Linked DNA regions of Homo sapiens: all the other regions are linked to region 5. A link is a contact called in ENCODE Hi-C or POLR2A ChIA-PET data. All regions are on one chromosome and are shown on one strand. Each heading gives the region's core, a stretch centred on a gene start or an enhancer-like site at or near the end of the contact. The rest is flanking DNA. Distances are from core to core; before and after follow the strand shown.

The links. A loop is a pair of places that touch in the nucleus more often than their neighbours do. ChIA-PET counts read pairs that join two places held with the same protein, here RNA polymerase II (POLR2A). Pooled maps may share reads with other maps.
Region 1: a loop to region 5 is called in a pooled map, with 5 times the contacts of the local background. The contact joins the promoter of LINC02265 here to the promoter of TMEM156 in region 5. A Hi-C loop is called at or near these places in 1 of 168 maps with a recorded cell type or tissue (B cell), 3 of 37 single-sample maps with no recorded cell type and 8 of 50 pooled maps. POLR2A ChIA-PET finds 5 or more read pairs at or near these places in 1 of 52 experiments (A673).
Region 2: a loop to region 5 is called in a map of OCI-LY7, with 11 times the contacts of the local background. The contact joins the enhancer-like site here to the promoter of TMEM156 in region 5. A Hi-C loop is called at or near these places in 1 of 168 maps with a recorded cell type or tissue (OCI-LY7), 1 of 37 single-sample maps with no recorded cell type and 2 of 50 pooled maps.
Region 3: a loop to region 5 is called in a pooled map, with 4 times the contacts of the local background. The contact joins the enhancer-like site here to the promoter of TMEM156 in region 5. A Hi-C loop is called at or near these places in 1 of 168 maps with a recorded cell type or tissue (B cell), 1 of 37 single-sample maps with no recorded cell type and 11 of 50 pooled maps. POLR2A ChIA-PET finds 5 or more read pairs at or near these places in 1 of 52 experiments (activated CD4-positive, alpha-beta T cell).
Region 4: a map of OCI-LY7 shows a loop between it and region 5 (10-fold over the local background). The contact joins the enhancer-like site here to the promoter of TMEM156 in region 5. A Hi-C loop is called at or near these places in 1 of 168 maps with a recorded cell type or tissue (OCI-LY7) and 1 of 50 pooled maps. POLR2A ChIA-PET finds 5 or more read pairs at or near these places in 2 of 52 experiments (B cell and naive thymus-derived CD4-positive, alpha-beta T cell).
Region 6: a pooled map shows a loop between it and region 5 (7-fold over the local background). The contact joins the promoter of N4BP2 here to the promoter of TMEM156 in region 5. A Hi-C loop is called at or near these places in 2 of 168 maps with a recorded cell type or tissue (both naive thymus-derived CD4-positive, alpha-beta T cell), 1 of 37 single-sample maps with no recorded cell type and 16 of 50 pooled maps. POLR2A ChIA-PET finds 5 or more read pairs at or near these places in 1 of 52 experiments (CD4-positive, alpha-beta memory T cell).
Region 7: a loop to region 5 is called in a pooled map, with 9 times the contacts of the local background. The contact joins the promoter of TBC1D1 here to the promoter of TMEM156 in region 5. A Hi-C loop is called at or near these places in 2 of 37 single-sample maps with no recorded cell type and 12 of 50 pooled maps. POLR2A ChIA-PET finds 5 or more read pairs at or near these places in 1 of 52 experiments (K562).

The regions. Positions count from the first base shown.
Region 1 is chr4:40,305,935-40,308,634 of GRCh38, reverse strand. LINC02265 (long intergenic non-protein coding RNA 2265) reads right to left here and starts at 1,450. Exons shown (of 4, transcript NR_121641.1): 1 at 1,149-1,450; 2 at 307-358. RefSeq lists enhancers at 281-410, 981-1,030.
Region 2 is chr4:40,991,446-40,994,145 of GRCh38, reverse strand. The region is part of intron 6 of APBB2 (amyloid beta precursor protein binding family B member 2); the gene reads left to right. Among named protein-coding and RNA genes, the nearest start is that of APBB2, 220 kb to the left of the region's middle. Within about 2 kb of position 1,290, at least 9 of the 41 ENCODE cell types and tissues checked have a DNase peak (open chromatin) inside an H3K27ac peak, as active enhancers do; they include OCI-LY7, where a contact is called at or near this core.
Region 3 is chr4:37,969,615-37,972,314 of GRCh38, reverse strand. All of the region lies in intron 2 of TBC1D1 (TBC1 domain family member 1), which reads right to left. Among named protein-coding and RNA genes, the nearest start is that of PTTG2, 11 kb to the right of the region's middle. Within about 2 kb of position 1,399, at least 8 of the 41 ENCODE cell types and tissues checked have a DNase peak (open chromatin) inside an H3K27ac peak, as active enhancers do.
Region 4 is chr4:37,988,501-37,991,200 of GRCh38, reverse strand. All of the region lies in intron 2 of TBC1D1 (TBC1 domain family member 1), which reads right to left. Among named protein-coding and RNA genes, the nearest start is that of PTTG2, 29 kb to the right of the region's middle. Within about 2 kb of position 1,385, at least 5 of the 41 ENCODE cell types and tissues checked have a DNase peak (open chromatin) inside an H3K27ac peak, as active enhancers do; they include B cell and OCI-LY7, where a contact is called at or near this core.
Region 5 is chr4:39,031,139-39,033,838 of GRCh38, reverse strand. It overlaps TMEM156 (transmembrane protein 156), which reads left to right and starts at 1,430. Exons shown (of 7, transcript NM_024943.3): 1 at 1,430-1,613. The coding sequence starts at 1,526.
Region 6 is chr4:40,055,600-40,058,299 of GRCh38, reverse strand. It overlaps N4BP2 (NEDD4 binding protein 2), which reads right to left and starts at 1,450. Exons shown (of 18, transcript NM_018177.6): 1 at 1,270-1,450. It also overlaps the pseudogene LOC344967. RefSeq lists enhancers at 389-488, 589-638 and silencers at 829-1,178, 1,229-1,688, 2,029-2,238.
Region 7 is chr4:37,889,809-37,892,508 of GRCh38, reverse strand. It overlaps TBC1D1 (TBC1 domain family member 1), which reads right to left and starts at 1,425. Exons shown (of 22, transcript NM_001396959.1): 1 at 1,161-1,425. RefSeq lists an enhancer at 1-117 and silencers at 897-1,396, 1,717-1,906.

The DNA.
Region 1 (2,700 bases), core at 201-2,700, 1.3 Mb before region 5:
GAATAAAGACTGCCAACTCCATGGCAGAAATAACATACCTTTTGGGAATGTTTATCACTTCTAAAATGATGATAAAGAAATTCAACAGTTTGTATTTCTGGACGAACTAGGGGAGAAGAGGAAATAAAGTATCTACAGAGTATCACAACACACCTACAGGAAGCTGAGCAAAGTAGACTAATCACACTGGGCCCGGAGGACGGCTGGTAACAGAAACCTCAACGTTTATCTGAAGTGACTGCTCATCCCCGGGCACCACGGTGACAGGTGTGATAGAAAGATAAAACCCTAGACTCTGCTGCTCACCTGCCGTTGGGCCTTGGTCAAGCCACTTCTCTCTGAGCTTCAACTGCCCCATCTGTAAGAGGATAACAATTCCGGCCTCAGGGGGTCATCATAGCAACAAATGAGGAACCTGTAAATTAGTGCGAAAACACCCCACTTACTACTACTGTTTTTAAATGATTGTGAGAGTAAAAAGGGCCTTCGTGTTCAGAACCCAATCAGCTTAGAGTGAATTGTAGCACTTGGCAAATACTGCCTTTTCTGCTTGGAAACTTCACTTAAAAAGAAAAAAAAAATGAGGTCAAAGAGCGATTCCTAAAGCAAAAGAAAATTGCTAAACTTTAGACTATTCCTGACCCCAAAGTCCTCCTTCAGACCATGTTTCCCCTTTTTCACTCATATCTAGCCCAACATGCATAAATCCTTGCTTCTACCAGAGGGCCACACAGAGGAATGGACAGACAGGAAGAGTCTTTGCCCAATTAGTTTCACTTCCTCCCTGGCACCCCATGGTCACAGCCCTGGAGAATTGTTTTCTGCGGCGCTGAGGGCTACATTTTCGTTTTAACCAGCGCAAGGTAGGCAAGAGACTTAAGTCAGAGAGCTTGATGATGTAATGAATTTGCCAGCTGCCAACGACACTAGGACCTCATCACATTTCTTTGTTTTCCTTTCTAACCCCAAATCTAGCAGGCATCCCTGTTCTCATTAACAAAGCCTCCTATTAGCACCATTGCTCCCTAACTACCATCGGACCTCACAGGGAGAAGTTCTGTATCGAGAACAGTAGAGCAAAAAGACAGGAGGAAAGCAAGTCCCCAACATCATGCAGCCCACATACTAGCTCTGGATGGCTTACGTACGATGAAATCTCCAAGATGCCTTCCAAAAACCAGATGACCCTGTCCTTTCTGGAACTACCGCCGTCCCTTGTAACTCTGTAAGCTTCATTTCCAACCTCATCCTGCTCTAACTCGAGCACAAACATAAGTCTGTAGAACCACAGTGGCCTTGGGGGCATCATTCTCTTTGCCTTGTCAACATTTCTATTTTATATCCCTCCCTGCTCCTGTCTAGAGGTTGGTACTCAGTCTCCTGAGACTCATCTTATAGATAGAGCTTGATGGACCACGGGGAGAGGGCATCACTCCTGCTACAGTCTGAATGCACACACCTGGGGCCCAGCTGCCCAACCTTCCACCGCTGAAGTTCAAACAGTTGCATCTTAGACAACTCCTCCACTTCTAATCAGCCCAGCATAGAGGGAGTTTGGAGGTGTCAGACACCCATCAATGGCTGAGAGAGAAAGAAATATAGTGAAAGACCTGTTAGCAGTTCTGTTGTGCCCAACAGAACTCTCATTTGTCTTATGTCTAAAAAGCTGGCCATTGACTTTCAACAGGATTTCACTGATGCTATTAGAAAATATTTTACCACTAAATGAAAATAAAGATAAACTGCCTTTCTGAAGATGCAAAAGGTAAGAGATAATACATAAAAATGCAAGTTGATCAAATTTCACTTGATGTTTGATGACCCTCAGTGTCCCAGAACATTGCTTTGGGAATTATTTTCTCCTTTGATCTTGCAGAACAGTGTGAATGGACATAGAGGCCATTTGTATAAAAGAGGAACCTAAGGACGTAGGGGAAAACAAAAGAATCTGTCAGGGATGGGAAAAGCACACCCATTTAAATATGCAGAAACCTTAATGCCAGTGTCTGGCTAGCTATTAAGCAGTAATTCCTTCTCTATCCCTTATCATATCTACCAGTTACTCTGCAAGATTCTTCAGTGTAAAGAGCACTGTAAAATGTATTTTTCAGATTTATCTCGTCTTTTTGCCAGATCAGCCCACCCCATGCATATCTGCCAGCTGCCTCTTACACAATCCCTCAGAGCCCACGGAGCTGCACTGTGGGCCCTCAGATGATCTGATGCAGGTATAGAACCCCTCCCCCACATTCTTTTCTTGCTAGCTTGCCTCCATTACAAACCATCTTCCTCACTCAGATATTTTCAATCCTGGTAGTTTTTGCTTGTTTGTTTGAGACAGGGTTTCACGCTGTCACCCAGGCTGGAGTGCAGTGGTGCAATCATAGCTCACTGCAGCCTTGACCTCCTGGGCTCAAGTGATTCTCCTTCCTCAGCCTCCCAAAGTGCTGGGTTTACAGGCGTGAGCCACTGCACCTGACTTCCCCAGCAGTTTTGACCGTGATCTCATTTGCCTCTTTCTCCTGATTAGGCCAGCATTAGAGCATCCAAGAGGCTGCATAATATGGAATAAACATAGGTCATTAGATTTAAATCAAAATTCTGGCTTTTTACTTCCTAGCGATGCAAGCTTTGTTGAGTTCCTTAACTTTTCTTAGCACTTCTGCTTTTTAAAAAAAGTTGCTATAATACTAAATCGTA
Region 2 (2,700 bases), core at 41-2,540, 2.0 Mb before region 5:
CCGGCTAATTTTTTGTAATTTTTAGTAGAGACGGGGCTTCACCATTCACAGGATGGTCTTGATCTTCTGACCTTGTGATCTGCCTGCCTTGGCCTCCCAAAGTGCTGGGATTACAGGTGTGAGCTACCGCGCCCAGCCTCTCCTAGGTGTTTCTTTAAATGTAGATACCTGGGCCCTACCTGTGCCTTACAGACTCAGACGCAGGTAGTGGGTCTCAGGAACCTGCATTTTAACTTCCTCCTCTATGCATCATTTGAGAAGCATGGCTCAGATTCTGACACAGGAACTGCTTTAGTTAGGGCCTTCTGTTGTGTTTGAAGTGCTGTGTTCCTATTATAATGGATACTGATCTGGCTAACATTTAACAAGAATCACAGCCTTAATGAAAAACGTGGAAAACATTTATTTTCTTTTAAAAAATAATATTTTCTTTTGTTTTTGATAGAATCAAGTAGAAGTGGCCAGGCATGATGGCTTATGCTGTAATCCCAGCACTTTGGGAGGTTGAGGCAGGAGGATTGCTTGAGGCCAGGAGTTTGAGACCAGCCTGGGCAACATAATGAGACTTCATCTCTATAAAAAATAAACAAAAAATTAGCTGGGTATGATGGCACGTGCCTGTAGTCCCAGCTACTCAGGAAGCTGAGGTGGGAGGATCTCCTTGAGCCCCGGAGGTCAAGGCTGCAGTGAGCCAAGATCACACCACTGCACTTCAGCCTGGGAGACAAAGGGTAACCCTGTCTCAAAAAACATTTTTGTTAAAAAAAAAAAAAAAAAAAAAAAAGAGAGAAGAGTTCTTAATTGCTCCTGTGCTCCAGAAATTAAACTACTGGAAATCTCTTCTCTTGTTCTTGTCCCTAAAATGGAATTTGTGCCATAAGCTTTACTGCACTATGAACACTGAATATTTAAATCCCAGCTGTGCTATTACTAAATGGATGATTGTGGCTGAGTCACTTAACACCATACGTTTCCTCCTCTGTCAAATAGGGTTAATAATAGTCTCTGCCTTGTGGGGTGGTTGTGATGATTAACTGAAACAAGACATGTGGGGCACAGAACGTAGTGATTGCCATGTAGTAAGGGCTCAGCAAAAATTGGATTTTATAAATATTCTGGTATGGAAAATTAATTCTCCCACTGAAGGAAAAGCACAGAGAGAGAGTAAAAGAGGGACTACGATTGTGTACACAAACAGAAAATAACTTCAGATAAGCAGCAGAGTAGACTAGAACAAGTAGGCAGGAAGACAGTGTTTCACAACGTAGAGATCCTGCACATGGCAGGCCGGCCTATCTCCATCCGGCCCTGTGGTTTGGCTTGTTCGTCATTGCCCATGAGCCTCGGTCTTACTTGAAGGGGTGAGGAAGGTGATGGGTCCTGAGGGTGGTGCAGCTCCCTGGCCTGGACATCGGGGGTCGGTCTTCTGCTCGTGATACTCCTGCTCGCTGGCTTCATACTTCCCGCGTTACTTCCAGGGGTTACCAGCGTTTCCATCCAGTCATTTCACACACCTCATTGAACAATTTTCCAAGTGTTGGTTTGCTCTCTTCCTTACTACATATTAATGAGGTGTCCAAGACTGCTGTTCAGCACGTATCTAAAATGTTGTTTAACTACATCAGAAGGTAAATCTATAGCTGCTGAAGCGAACTAAAAAGCTGTGTCAATCTGGTGCAGTGGCTCACACCTGTAATCCCAGTGCTTTGGGAGGCTGAGGTGGGAGGATAGTTTGAGGCTAGGAGTTTGAGACCAGCATGGGCAACATAGAAAGACCCCCCCCCATCTCTACCAAAAATAAATAAATAAATAAAATTAGCTAAGTGTAGTGCCGTGCACCTTTAGTACCAGCTACTCGGGAGGCTGAGGCAGAGGATGTCACTTGGGCCCAGGTGGTCAAGGCTATAATTATGCCACTGGCTTCCAGCTTGTGCAACAGAGTGAGACCCTGTCTCTTAAAAACAAGCAACAAACAAAAAAGGCAGCTGCATTGATAATCAGTCAGGTAAAGCATCGTCATTTTCACTTTCAAAAAGTTGTTCTGAGTATTAAGTGTTAGCAAAGATGCTTTTCTCTCTGTAGTATTTTTAGCCTTAACAGTTTTCACTCTTAATTTCAGTGTGAGTGTGGTGTGTGTGGTGTCTGTGCGTGAGTGTGAGAGAGAGAGATGGGGAGGAGGAGGGAGAGTGAGAGCAGTGTTCTGATTGTAGAACACCCTCACAGGTAGAATTGTTATAACTTTCTAATTGCAGACCACTCTCATAGAAGATTCTTAAGGAAACCTCAGCCCACCTTCTGAAGGGATGAGACGAGTAGCATCTTCAAGTGAAATGCCCTCTGGGGTCTGAAGGTTCTAAAAAAAATCCTAGAAAACCAAGGAAGATGGTGAATTATGGAAGAACTACCCAGATGATTTTCAAAGCTGTAAATTAACAAGTGTGTCTGTTTTAGGAGGAGGGGGTGAAAAGTCTAGGGTGTGTGTGTGTGTTTTTCTTTCTTCTTTTCTCTGTTCACTTGCCAAAAACAAACAAAAATGACCTCACTTCAGACACAGGGATAAAAGCAGGAGGAAATTGCTATAGTTAGAACACTATAGGTTTTTTTTCCCCCTGTACTTTTTGGATACATATTTTTAAAAAAATAAATAGGATCACTTACTCTGGCCTAGCACAATTTCATCTAAAGTGTTTTGAAAGTTAT
Region 3 (2,700 bases), core at 150-2,649, 1.1 Mb after region 5:
AGACAGGGCTTCTCCATGTTGGTCAGGCTACTCTCAAACTCCCTACCTCAGGTGATCCACCCGCCTCAGCCTCCCAAAGTGCGAGATGACAGGCATGAACCACCGCACCCAGCCAGGCATCAGTAATTTTTAACATCTCCAAGGTGTTTCTCTCATGCAGTCAGAATTGAGAACCTCTGCAGACAGAATAGTCATTGCTCAAAGACACTGATAGTTTCCAGCCCTGATTGTCTATCAGAGTCACCTGTAATGGGAAGGTGGCCAAGTGAGAGAGAGAGTAGAGGGTCTCAGATGATTGGGCTGTTTTGGAGCAAAGGTCAAATTCTCAGAGACCTCAAAGAGCAAGCAGGTCATATAAATGTGTGAAGAGGGCAAGGTGTGAGAGGATAAAGAATGAAGTAACTACAGCATCTTAGAGAATGCATTCTCAATTATTAAAACACTCCACCTAGCCAAGTCAAATGTGTCAGCCCACTGAATTCAGCCACAGAGGTCATTATTGGTGTTGACCCATAATGTTGACTCTGGGTTTACTTAAAGCTTAGAAATATATTCTAGCAAGTGATTCTGATTATCAGCCAGGATCAAGAACCACTCTTACAGTTTTAGATCCTTTACTTTAAAATATATATATATAGTTGCTCTGTGGAAAGCAATAGGCTATCCAAATAGGACTGCAGAGATCTAAACACGATAGTATCTGATATGGTTTGGCTGTGTCCCCACCCAAATCTCATCTTGAATTGTAGCTCCCATAATTCCCATGAGTTGTGGGAGGGACACAGTGGGAGATAACTGAATCATGGGGGTGATTTCCCTCATCCTGTTCTCATGGTAGTGAATGAGTCTCATGAGATCTGATGGTTTTATAAGGCAAAACCCTTTTTGTTCGGCTCTCAATTCTTCTCCTGTCTGTTGCCGTGTAAGATGTGACTTGCTCCTTCTTGCCTTCTACCATGATTTTGAGGCCTCCCCAGCCACGTGGAATTGTGAGTCAATAAACCGCTTTCCTTTATAATTACCCAGTCTTAGGTATGTCTTTATTAACAGCATAAGAATAGACTAATACAGTATCCCTACAGAAATCTCAAATTGTTGTCTAAGTAACTTTAAAAGGATGCTTTAATGTCTCACCATCTCAGCACTCCTGAGACATTAACGGAGGACTTGAAAGGCAGGGGGGCCGGTCTGGGAACTGGAAGAGTTGCTTCCCTACTAAGCCTGACCATATCCCCACCAAAACAAACCCTGACACTCCTGCCCCAGCTCTTCTGCCAATTTCTTCTTTTGAGGAGGAACAAGAAGCAAGGGCGGCAAAACCTCCTGTAAGTTTAGGAGGTGATGCCAGGCAGGCTGCCCTCTAGTGGGGGGGGCCAGTGAGGCAGGGACACATGCAAAAGAATGACCTCACTCTGCCAGCTTGCTCCTCCCCACCCTAAGACCTGGTTAAAAATAGAGCCATTGTAATACAAACTCTACAAGGAAGTTCAACTGGGTTTCAAGTGAATCAGAACCACTTGGCAATGGATCAGGAATTCAGTTCACAAATATGAATATTCATTAGCACCTATTTTGGAAAGCCACAGAAGTCCTTGCAGGAAATAGCAAAATGGAGTCAGACCAGAATCCTGCCCTCAAGGGGCATAGAGGGTAGCAGGGAAGCTCAGGCAGGGAAAAGAGTGACAAAAGCCTGAAGTTATTTTCCCTCAAAGTCCAGGTGAAGCTTCGATGAGTTCCCAGAGGAAGGAAAATAACTTCAGGCTGCAAAGGAAAACCCAGCTTCCTGGCTGGTTTCAGGCCATTTACAGAAGGTGGAGAGGGAATGGGCTTTCCAGGAAGAAGGATCCGCATGGAGAAAGGCTTAGAAGATTAACGTTCTCTGGAAATCAGGCCTTGCATAGGAGGAGATAGGACAGAAATCAGAGCTTCATAGTGGAGAGGGAATGTTAGTGTAAGTTTGATGATATGCAATCATCTCTTACAAACAGAAAAATTTGTTTCCAAAGAAACCCATATTTGCCAAGGATAATACCAAATCCTGAAAATCTAATACTAAAAATCCCTCTGCATAAATTGAAAACATATATGCCCATGTAAAAATGTGTCCATGAATGTGCACAGCAGCACAACTCCCAAGAGTGGAAACAACCCAGCTGCCCTTCAACTGATGAATGGATCAACAAGATATGGTATATCCACACAATGGAATATTATTTGGCTATAAAAAGTAATGAAGTACTGATACATGCCACAGCACTGATGGACCTTGAAAGCACTATGCCAATTGAAATAAGCCAGTTACAAAAGACTGCATACTGTATGATTCTATTTATATGAAATATCCAGAACAGGCAAATCCATAGAGACAGAAAATAGACTAGTAGTTACCGGGGGCTGGAGAGAGGAGAAAATAGGGAGAGACTGCTAATGGGTGCAGGGTTTCTTTTTGCAGTGATGACAATGTTTTGGAATTAGATGGTGATGATGGTTACATTAATATACTAAATACCAAAATTTGTGGATTTACTAAATACCAAAATGTTACAGAATGTAAATTACATCTTAATTTTGGTAAATCCCGCTGTGTGATGATGATTGAATGACTTTAGGTAAGTTAAGTCACTGGGCCTTTGTAATAATGGATCCCACACTTAAAAGGGATAGTTTTGGCTGGGTGTGGTGACTCATGCCTGTAATCCC
Region 4 (2,700 bases), core at 136-2,635, 1.0 Mb after region 5:
GGTTGTAAAGTGGGATTTACTACATTTGGGAAATTATTACCTCTGTATACCAAGGGGCTACTCAGAGGTTTACAGTTCCCCACCTGCTTTCTGGCAGGCTGACTCTGTGACTGCCTTCACCACCTTCCCCCCACCCACCCCCGCCCCAGGTCAGCAGCTGGGTCTCTCTCATCTTGGCAGTTGTGTCTCAAGTGCCTGCCACAGAGTAGAGGCAAAAGAAATAGATTGTGATCAACACTGAGCTTGAAGCGGCCAGATTTCTTGACCAAGAACGTCTGGAAACACCACACTACTCCCCCAAATAGTGTAGTTATTGCAAAACAAATACAGAGTTGTGTGGTCTGGTGGTCTAGTACATCCAGCTCTTTCCTTGGGGAAAAATATCCAGAGACCACATTCTCAGCTGATTAACACACTAGAGAATTGACAAAAATCAAACTTTGGTACGATGTTCTTTCAGTTACACCAAAACTGGATGGCACAGACTTGAAGGGCTGCTTTTACTGAAACACTAGTGTGATAAAAATCCCTATGTATTATATTCACATATTTCTGGAAATGGAAGGAGAATCCCTTCCCTTCACCTGGAAATTCAGGAATACAGCTTTTTCTGGAACCGTAAGAAGGCTTTGGCCTTAGATGTACTAGCAATATTTCATGCTTATTATACAATTAATTGATTAATAATCAGTACACAAGGGGCCACAAACTCCTTACTCATAAGCGGGCTTTTGGTTGTGTTTCTGAAGTCAAATTTTACAAGTTCTAATACAGGGGTATCCAATCTTTTGGCTTCCCTGGGCCACACTGGAAGAATTGTCTTGGCCCACACATAAAATACATTAACACTAATGATAGTTGATTAGCTTAAAAAAAAAAAACTCAATGTTTTAAGAAAGTTGATGAATCTTTTTTGGGCCACATTCAAAACCATCCTGGCCTGTATGTAGCCCACAGGCCGTGGACTGGACACTTGCTCTAACATTTTAAACTTGGAAACTTACATATTTCTTTTAAAAGCCTAACACAATAGAGACTGTCACAATAGACCAGTGTAAATGTCCCTAAGCAAATAACGTCTCAAAAATCTGACAGTTTATTTCCACCTAATGACTGGTTTCCTTTGGGCCCACCCTTTAAAAAGAACTTCCGCAAAATACCACTTGGCTAATTCTCTGCCTTGGGCAGTCCTACAATTATAAATTCTGCTAAACAAATAAACTTCCTTCCTATTTTTAAAGTATTCCAAAATTGGAAACTCTGTGTCTTTGGTTGGCAAACTATTTTCTGGAGTCTAACAGCCTTAGCCATGAAGAAATTCTTCATTGCACTCTGAGAGACGAAAAAAACCAGAAACTGTCAAGGAGTCCCTCCCTACACCTATTTCAGGGAAGGGGAACTAACCCCACAGAGTTGTGACCTTGGGCAAGGTCACACAGGCTGCTGGTGGCAGAAGCCAATGTCCTCCTCTCTCCCCCATTTTCCCCTTAACTGATCTAAGTTACTTGTGGCCTAAAGAAAGCAGTTTGCTCTTGTTCTGTACTAGGGAACAGGGTTTATGTTTAATTCATGCAGAATGTGCTAGAACAACAGAAAGAATCTAAATATTAGTGTCAGCAAAAAGAATCAATCTCCGTAAAACATTTAAAGAGATTTATTCTGAGCCAGATGTGAGGACCACGACCCATGACACAACCCCAGGAGGTCCTGAGAACACGTGCTCAAGGTGGTCGGGGCTATAGCTTGCTTTATACATTTTAGGGAGACATAAGACATCAATCAATATATGTAAGGTGTACATTGGTTTGGTCTGGAAAGGTGGGACAACTTGAAGGTGGAGGGGAGGTTGCAAGTCATAGGTGGATTCAAATATTTTCTGAGTGGCAATTAGTTGAAAGCGTTATTATCTAAAGATCTGGAATCAATAGAAATAAGTGTGTAGGTTAAGACAAGGTCATAACCTGGGTGAAGACCAAGGTTTTTATCATGCAGATGAGGCCTCCAGGTAGCAGGCTTCAGAGATCTTATCAGACCTAACAAAAAATGTGCCAGACTCTTAGTTAATTCTCTCCTGGTTCAAGGAAAAGATCTGGAAAGTGAAGAGGATTCTTTAGAGAAAGTAGATTTTCCCCATAAGAGACAGCTTTCCAGGGCCATTTCAAAATATGCCAAAGAAATATATTTTGTGGTAAAATACTTCAATTTCTTTCAGGGCCTGCTATGTCAAGTGATGTCAGACTGCAGTTAGGCTGGAATTTGAGATCTGTTTTGGCAGTCTTAAGATCTCTGTTTTAATGTTTACGCTGGTCAGTTGTGCCTGAATTCCAGAGAGAGGAAGGTGTAATGAAGCATGTCCCCTTTCCCATCACGACCTGAACGAGTTTTTCAGGTTTCTCTGGAATGCCCTTGACTGAGGAGGGGGCGGTCCATCGGTCAGTTGGGGTGCTTCAAATTTTGTTTTTGGTTTCCATTTGAATGAGTGCCAGGTGATGCAAAGAGCTCTGTTTGGATCTTAGCTGTGGCTTTGGGAAAGACATCTCACCTATAGTGGGCTTCATGTTTCTTCATCCTTAAAAAGAGGGAATGCAGCTAAGCAACTACAAAAGTCTTCCTCCACCCCTAAATTCAATGATGATGATGGTTCACGAGTACTAAGTGCTTAATCTAGGTACTAAGTGTGTTATGTGGATAAATCGTCAA
Region 5 (2,700 bases), core at 181-2,680:
AAAATCAGGCTGCAAGTAAACTTTGTATTTAAGAATAAATGAGACCGGGCTTGGTGGCTCACGCCTGTAACTGCAGCACTTTGGGAGGCTGAGGTGGGCAGATCACGAGGTCAATAGATCGAGACCATCCTGGCTAACATGGTGAAACCCCGTCTCTACTAAAAATACAAAACATTAGCTGGGCGTGGTGGTGCATGCCTGTAGTCTCAGCTACTCAGGAGGCTGAGGCAGGAGGATCACTTGGATCTGGGAGGCAGAGGTTGCAGTGAGCCAAGATTGCACCACTGCACTCCAGCCTGGAGACAGATTGAGACTCCGTTTCAAAAAACAAAAAACAAAAACAAAAGAATAAATGATTAAATTGATAAACTATACATTATTTCGTGTAATATTAGAAATACAATGAAGAACTGTGTTTCTCTGCATAAAACTTTTAGGTACGTGTTTTATACTCTGTTACAAAATAGTTGGGTGGAAAAACTCCCACCATATACAAAATGAAAAGGCAAATGACAACCTGGGAAAAATGTTTGCAAAACATATGCAAAGATTTCATATTCCCAATAGAGAAAAAAGTCTTATAGATCAACAGGAAGGATATAAATGCTGCAATAAAAGACATGAACATGCAATTAACAAAAGAAATTCAAATTGCCAGCAAATATTAAAAATCTTTAGAATTACTGTCAACCAAACAAATGCAAATTAAACAATACTTTTTTTTCCTTTTAAATTGGCAATGGTTAAAATGTTTCTATCTTCTAGATGTACTATTTTCTGAACACCAGAATTCAGCACAGCACCTGGCACCAAACAGGATCGACAATCATTTAATAAGTAAATGAATGAGTCATGTGCATGCAACCTAGACATGACTGACATTCACCCTTTTATTTCTTTCTCTCTTGAGAAGGGATCTCACTCTGTCACCCAGGCTGGAGTGCAGTGGCCTGTCATGGCTCACTGCAGTCTCAAATTTCTGGGTTCAAGTGATCCTCAGCTTCCTGAGTAGCTGGGACTACAGGAGTGCACCACCACACCTAGCTATATTAAAATTATTTTTGTAGAGAGGAGGGCTTGCTCTATTGACCAGTCTGGACTCAAACTCCTGAACTCAAGTGATCCTTCTGCCTTGGCCTCCCAAAGTGCTGGGATTACAGATGTGAGCCACTTCGCCCAGCCCACCGTTTTATTTTTGTGAGTATACTGTGGGTTTATATTTATAAATTGGGTGGGGAGAAGATCCCCTTGCTTCTTGAGATCATTTATTTACCTTTCTTGCTTAGAAAGACAAATAAATGGTCTGAAAGTGCTTATTTGGGGGGTAGTTTTTTTTTTTAATGGGAAGTGACTCAAAAGTGAAGTCTCAGTTCAAGACCTTTTTTTTTTTTTAAGTCTTACTCAAAAGGAAGTGAGTATGAGGTGAACTGCATTAACCTAAAGTGCTGCAGAGATAAACTTAAAGCAGGAAGCAACATACCATGAATGTACTGCAAGGGAACACATTTGTGTCATGTGAAGAGACATGACAAAAACAGCCCTCCTTAAATTATTTGTGGCAATAGTGATCACATTCATTTTAATTTTGCCGGAATATTTCAAGACACCGAAAGGTGAGTATATAATTGTAATCTAGCTTTCCTTTCTTAATTTAAAAAAATTAGTGTCAGCTAGTGGTTACAGAAAAGATCCTCTTTTTGGACACATGCTGCATAGGCTGAAGTTCTAGATCTGAAAAACTAATAAAACAAGATTGCAATTTTAGTTGACTGTTATATAGTACAGTAACCTAATTCATAGTACTTAATTATCATAGCATACCTAAAAATGAAAATATTTAAAATCTGTAGTCTAGATTTCAGACATTGAGATTACAATAATTGCATCATGATTTTGCTCTTTGAAACACTTTCTTCAAAGCAGTTTTTTTTTATTTTTTTATTTTTTATTTTTTTTTTTTGAGATGGAGTCTCTGTCGCTCAGGCTGGAGTGCAATGGCCTAATCTTGGCTCACTGCAACCTCTGCCTGCCGGATTCAAGCAATTCTCCTGCCTCAGCCTCCGAGTAGCTGGGATTACAGGCGCCCACCACCATGCCTGGCTAATTTTTGTATTTTTAGTAGAGACACGGTTTCACCATGTTGGCCAAACTGGTCTTGAACTCCTGACCTTGTGATCCACCCACCTCGGCCTCCCAAAATGCTGAGATTACAGGCTTGTGCCACTGTGCCTGGCCCAAAGCAGCTTTAAGTATGCTTTTTACATTTTGGAATTCTTTAATGAAGAAAGTGATATTTATTGTGTTAAAAATGCTAGAATTCCCTTTACTACAACTATTTCACACAGATAACTTACCGTCACCTTTTGACAAGAAAAAGCGTTTATATATTTTGAAAATACAATCAAAATAAGGTGAGTGGAAATTTAAACAGATGTATGTGTATGTATTTGTAACTGGAGAAAAATGGAACAAAATTAACTTTGTGAACGTTTCAGAAAATTGTGATATAATTGCTGAAACCTAGATTAGGAAAATAAATAGGTATAAATTTAAACTATTTTGATGTTAGCAAAGGACTTGAAAATTTATTAATGTGAGGTTCAAATGGTAATTGTGCTCCCTAGCATTTAATAAGAAGAAAAGGTGAAAAGAAAAGGCTGTATTCTATCATTAAATAGTCTTTATATGAATTTGATTAAA
Region 6 (2,700 bases), core at 201-2,700, 1.0 Mb before region 5:
ACACGATGTTTACATTTCCTAAAGCGCGTCTTTTAGTTAAAATTAAAGGATGAGAGTTAAAACGAGTTACAAAAGACAGCTGGTGTTTGAAAGAAAAACACTGGAAGTAATAAAAACGGAGTGAAAAGGCTGATGTTGGGATTAAAAGAAAACATTTTTTTAATACAGCTGCAAATCAGTCATTGTTTTCTGAGAGGCTAGGTTCATCTCCAGGATTTTCTTCTAGGAGCTCAACCAATGGCCACCTTTACTGAGTTAACCAGTCTCCAGGCAAGCAGCCCTTGCTGATTGGCTCAAAGATGTCGAGTAGAAAAAGCAGCCAATCCTGCCTTCAAGCCAGAACTGTGCCATGGAGACATTACAACCACTGCATGGCGAGAATGTGTACAAACCTGTCCGTGCCACAAATATCAGATCCTAGTTACAAAGACTGCCGCCGAAAGGAAGAGCCTTTGAAGCCAACACTGACACTGACCTGTCATCTACATTCTATTACTCTAGCTCTCTTTCGGAGGGAAAAAAAAAACTATTTTAACCAAAAGCGCATGAGAGATAAACTGTGCCCCCGCTAAGATGACTCACTCTATTGAGGATGAATTTCCAAACGGACGGCTTAGAGAGAGTCCCGATGAGAGAGGGGCTCTAGAAGGGTCCCATTGAGGGACAAAGTTGCAGATGGGGGCAGGGGAGGCGGGACGAGGGCCAAAGACACACAAATGCCGGGGAGGGGAAAGTCTCCCCGCAGTCTCCAAAATCCGAACGTGTGAGTGGCTGTGTGTCTGGACTTGAACTGAGTAAATAAACGGCTCTGCTAGGACTATGTGCTCAGGAAGGTGGCCTGAAGTTCCCAGAAGGCTCCGCCTGGCAAACACCTAAGGCGCCTGGAGGGGCGCAAGGTCAGGTCCCGGCGGGAACAGATCTGGGAGGAAACCTCGGGGGGTCGAGAGGGGTGTGTCTGGGGCCTGGAGGCCCGCCAGGCACTCGGAGGCCAAGGAAGCGGCCGCGGCCCCCGCCTTCGCCCGGCCTCGGGCTGAGCGCCAGGGCCCGCCTCTCGCCGACGCCTCACTTCCCTTCCGTCCGGGCAGCCGGGCCCGCGGGTCAGATCGGAGGCGGCCCGCGCCGGGCCCCACATTCAGGGCTTGGGGGTTCATTCGCCGCGCCGCCCGCCGCTGCTTCAGGCCCTCCGCTTCGGCTCGGAGCCCCGGGACCCCTAACCTCCAGGGCCCTCACCTTGGACCCGCCTCCCTGCCTCCCACCCGCCGCCTTTACCTGCTTCTGGAGCGGGCAGAGGGCGTCGAAGCCGGTGCCGCGTCGTCGAACGCACAACGCGGCGCCGCAGGTCCGCAGCCCTTTCCCGCCGGCGCCACTGCGCTCTCCCGCGCCGCGCAAGGCTAGCAAGCAGCTGCGGCCGCGGGGGAGACACGGCGAGCGCGCCCGGCGGGGAGACACTGCCGCTCTCCGTCCGGCCGGGGAAGAGCAGCCGCGCAGAAGCCCGCCGCGAGAGGGCGGGTGGGCGGCCGGGTGGGGAGGGGTCTCGAGGCGCCGGCAATGGCTGCCACGTCGCCCAGGTGGATCGCCGCCCACCGCCCCCCCCCAAGCCCGCCGGCTGTCCGCCACGACCTCTGCTTCGTCCCCGAGCTCCGCCTCGGCGCGGCGGCCCGGGGGACTTGAGCCCGCGGGCGCTCCCACCTCTCCCGCTCCCGCTCTCCCGTTGGAGAGCAAGCCCTGCCCGGCCGGTTCGGCTGCTTCCGGTCGCCCACCCCCCAAGTCTCGCCCGAGAGCGGGCCGTGGTCCCCACTTTTCTTATCAGGGGGTCCCTGGAGGAGCAAGCCCTTCTTCGAGTGTCGGGTTCTGCTTGGGGGGAAGGCGGGAGCTGTTTGGCGCTGGGGAACATTGCAACAGGCCCGGAATTTTTGCCAAAATAAGCGGCGCGGTAAACCACAGCTGTTTCTAGCCCTCGGCACTCTCCCGAGCCCCAAAAAACAAAACAAACACAAGGTCGGCCTCGCGAGGTGAGGGGAGAAAGGAAAGCAGAGCTGGGACGAGCCCTGACGCGCGCGGGGTCCAGGCTGCAAGTTGGGAGGGACGGCGAGGCGAGCGACCGGCCTCGGCATTGCCTGACTAGGGCCGTGGCCGCTGCGGCGGGCACGGGAACCCGCCTTCTCGCGCGCGGCCCTCCCGCGGGGGGCTTCCGGGCGCGCGGCCTCGGAGCCCCACGGGGAGACAAAGGGGTAGGCGACTGCCACGGGGTGGAGGGAGGCTGCCCAGCCCCATCGGCCCTGCCAGCGTGCGGTCTGAGCTCGGGGAATGTGTGCGCCTTAGCCGGTGGAACCGCAGCCGCTGGCCTTTGCCCCCAGTTCGAGCTTGAGTTTTCGGATGCCAAGAAAAAGCAAAGACGTGCTCTTCCCTCTTGCGACCGCTGTAGTATGAGTCCGTCCCCAAGCCTGCACCATTTTTTTTCTCTCAACTCTGCTTTCCCTGGTTTATTTGTTCTGGGTTCTGATGTGAAATGTTTAGTGTTTTCAGGGTACGCAAATTTTTCACCTTTGCTTTCTGGTTGGTGGTGGTGGTGGTGATGGTAGTGGTGGTGGTTTTGCCTGTTTTTTACTTCCTCCGTCCCCTCCCTTTGCGGTTACTTTTCATTCCACTTGCAGTGGTTTTTCCCAGAATAGAGAAGCGAAATAACCTCATGACAAAGTG
Region 7 (2,700 bases), core at 176-2,675, 1.1 Mb after region 5:
TTAGTCCCTTCCAGGTCTCCTTGCACTCAATAGTGTTAGAATGCTCTACTTGTGTTCACTTCAGAAAATGTCCCCTAAACTCTTTTTTTTTAAGAGATGGGATCTCACTTTGTCACCCAGGCTCCAGTGAGGTGGCACAGTCATAGCTCACTATGGCCTCGAACTCCTGGGCTCAAGTGATCCTCCTGCCTCAGCCTCCCAAGTAGCTGGGACTACAGGTGGGTGCCACCACCCCTAGCTCATTGAAAAAGTTTAGAAGTTTGAACTTGTACAGATAGCTGAGTTTCTTGGGTGTGACCTATTTAAACCAGGTCATTTTTAAATGCTCTTTCAAAGTCTGATTTTATTAATAAATGAAATCATCCCATCATAAGGGAAACAATGAGAAATCTATGAAGGGAAAACATATCCATTAATATGAGGCACCCTGAAAATTAAACTGTTTGGTGGAAGGAACAACCATCACTTTCAATTTCTTTTTAAAGCAACTTCCAGAGAATAAGCTATGTTAAGTAAAATCAAAACAGGAAAAGCCACATCTAGGTGGATTTCAAACGAAATGATACCTCTCTGAAAAAAAAGCAAAAACAAAACCTTAATGCCTGGTGAAGTTTGAGGGGGGTCTCATAATCACAGAGCCATCAGGAAGCGGCTAGAAACAATGAAGCAGGGTTTCAAAATGACTGGTACAGGATGTACCCATAGAAAGAAATGTTGCGCGCACTGGTGGAGCTGCCAAAGTTACTACTGCAAAGTACCCTGAACTTTTAAAGCGTGGCTTGGGGTCACTCTGACCACACTCTTTCCAATCTGGTCGCCTTGCAAACACGCTAGGATAATTGGCGGGAGGGGGGAGGGGAGAGATGCGCGGACCAGTGAGCTGGCGGGGGTTGGGGGAGAAGCCGGCGGAGCTCTCGGGTCGCTAGCAACATTAAGGTTTCGCTTTCGTCCAAGGGCGGCGGGGGTGGGGGGGTAAGGGGGGCAACGAGATGGCAATGAACTTCCTCCCCCGAGAGACCCTGGCCTCGCGTCCGTGGGCGGCCAGATGCCTTCCCCTCCGCGGCCAGGCGGGGCAGGGGCGTGCTGCGGGAGGGGGCGGCCGCGACGCCCCGAGAGGAGCCAGCAGGGTGGCCAGGACGAAGCCCCAGGAAGCGCCTTACCTGTGCCGCGGCGCGCTCAGAGCCCGGGGCCGGGCCGGGACGCGCAGGTGCTTGGGGGCATCCTGGGGACGGCCTGGGCGGGCGGGGAGTCCATCGCACCCGGCTGGCTGCGCTCTTCCCGCCGCGGGGGGACGGGGAGGGGGCTCCCCTCGGCTCGGCGCCCGCCTCTTCTCCACCCAGCTGAGGACACAGCAGGTCCCGCGGCGGCGGCAGCAACAGGCACCGGCGGACGGTGGCGGCACCAGGAGCAGCAGCCGAAGAGGAGGAGGAGGAGGAGGAGGAAGAAGAGGAGGAGAAGGAGGAGGTGTCTGCGCGCGGCTCTGGTTTCCTCCTCCCAGCCTGGGCGAGCGCGCTGGAGGCGAGGGGAAGACAGGAGCCGGGATCTCCCCACTCGGTCCCCGGGGAGCTGGGAGGGGGACTCGGTGTCCTCCTCCTCCCCACTGCGCCGTGTGACTGTGCCTGGGCAGCACGGCCCGGACGGGCGAGTCACACGCGAGCAACAGCTGCTGCACTGCGGGTCCGCCGCGGCCTCCCTCCCCTCCTTGCCACCCCCCGCCCCCAAGCCCGCGGGCCATCCTCAGCCAGTGTCTGTGGGGGGAATAGGGGGGAAGTACTCGGGCCGCCGCCCCATCCAGACCCCTGCGCAGGATCTGGGCACAGCGTTTCCCTGGGGAGCCGGGGGCGCGGGGCCCCGCGCGTGATGCAGGCCCTCGTGGCGGGATGTACAGTCGCACACCCTGTCCTTGGCGGCCTATTTATAGCAGGTGGCACTGCCCGCCGCTTGCTCGGCCTGAGTGGCTCTCAGCAGGTGGCACTGCCTGCCCGCTCTCCGCGCTCCCGAAGGCGCCTCGCCTCATCTGCACCCTCCTCTTCTCCCTCCGAAACAGACGTGGTGGAAACTGCACACAACATGGGGGGCGGGGGCCGGGGGCGACCAAGCCACCTTGCTCTCCCCCGCCTTACCCCTTCTCCCCGTCCTTGGAGGATGGCAAGAGGTGAACTGAGGCACGGATGCCCTATGGGGCGCTGGCATGCGAGGCAGGAAAATCAGGGACTCTGGGAAACAACGAAGGCGAAGTGCCCTCCCGGGATTAAACACCAGGAAACTCCATTTCTAACCAATTGCGGGAGTGACGCAGAGCCTGGATTAGGCGCTTTTTCCTGCCCCGCGAGCCCGGCACACGCGCAGGAACACACACCACACGCACACGCACACCCCAGTGTGCATGCCCCGATCAGGTCTGGGGACATTCCCAGCGGTGATGTAGAGTGCAAGGAAAGACGCGGAGATGTGAAAAGCGGGACAGAGCTCGCTCCCTAAGACTAGGGGATGGCAGTGTGCAAAAAACAGGCGAAGCTCCCAGATCCCTATCCCACCAGGCACAGAGGCGCAACGTCACTCGCAGGGTGGGGAGAGGGATCTGAGAAAAGTAAGAAGCATCACATCCTCTCCAGAGAAGAGTCCGCAGGGAGGGGAGAGCCGGGTGCTCGGAGGAGGCAGTTCCAGACCCCCAGGTGGCATCTTTCTGGATTTTTTTAC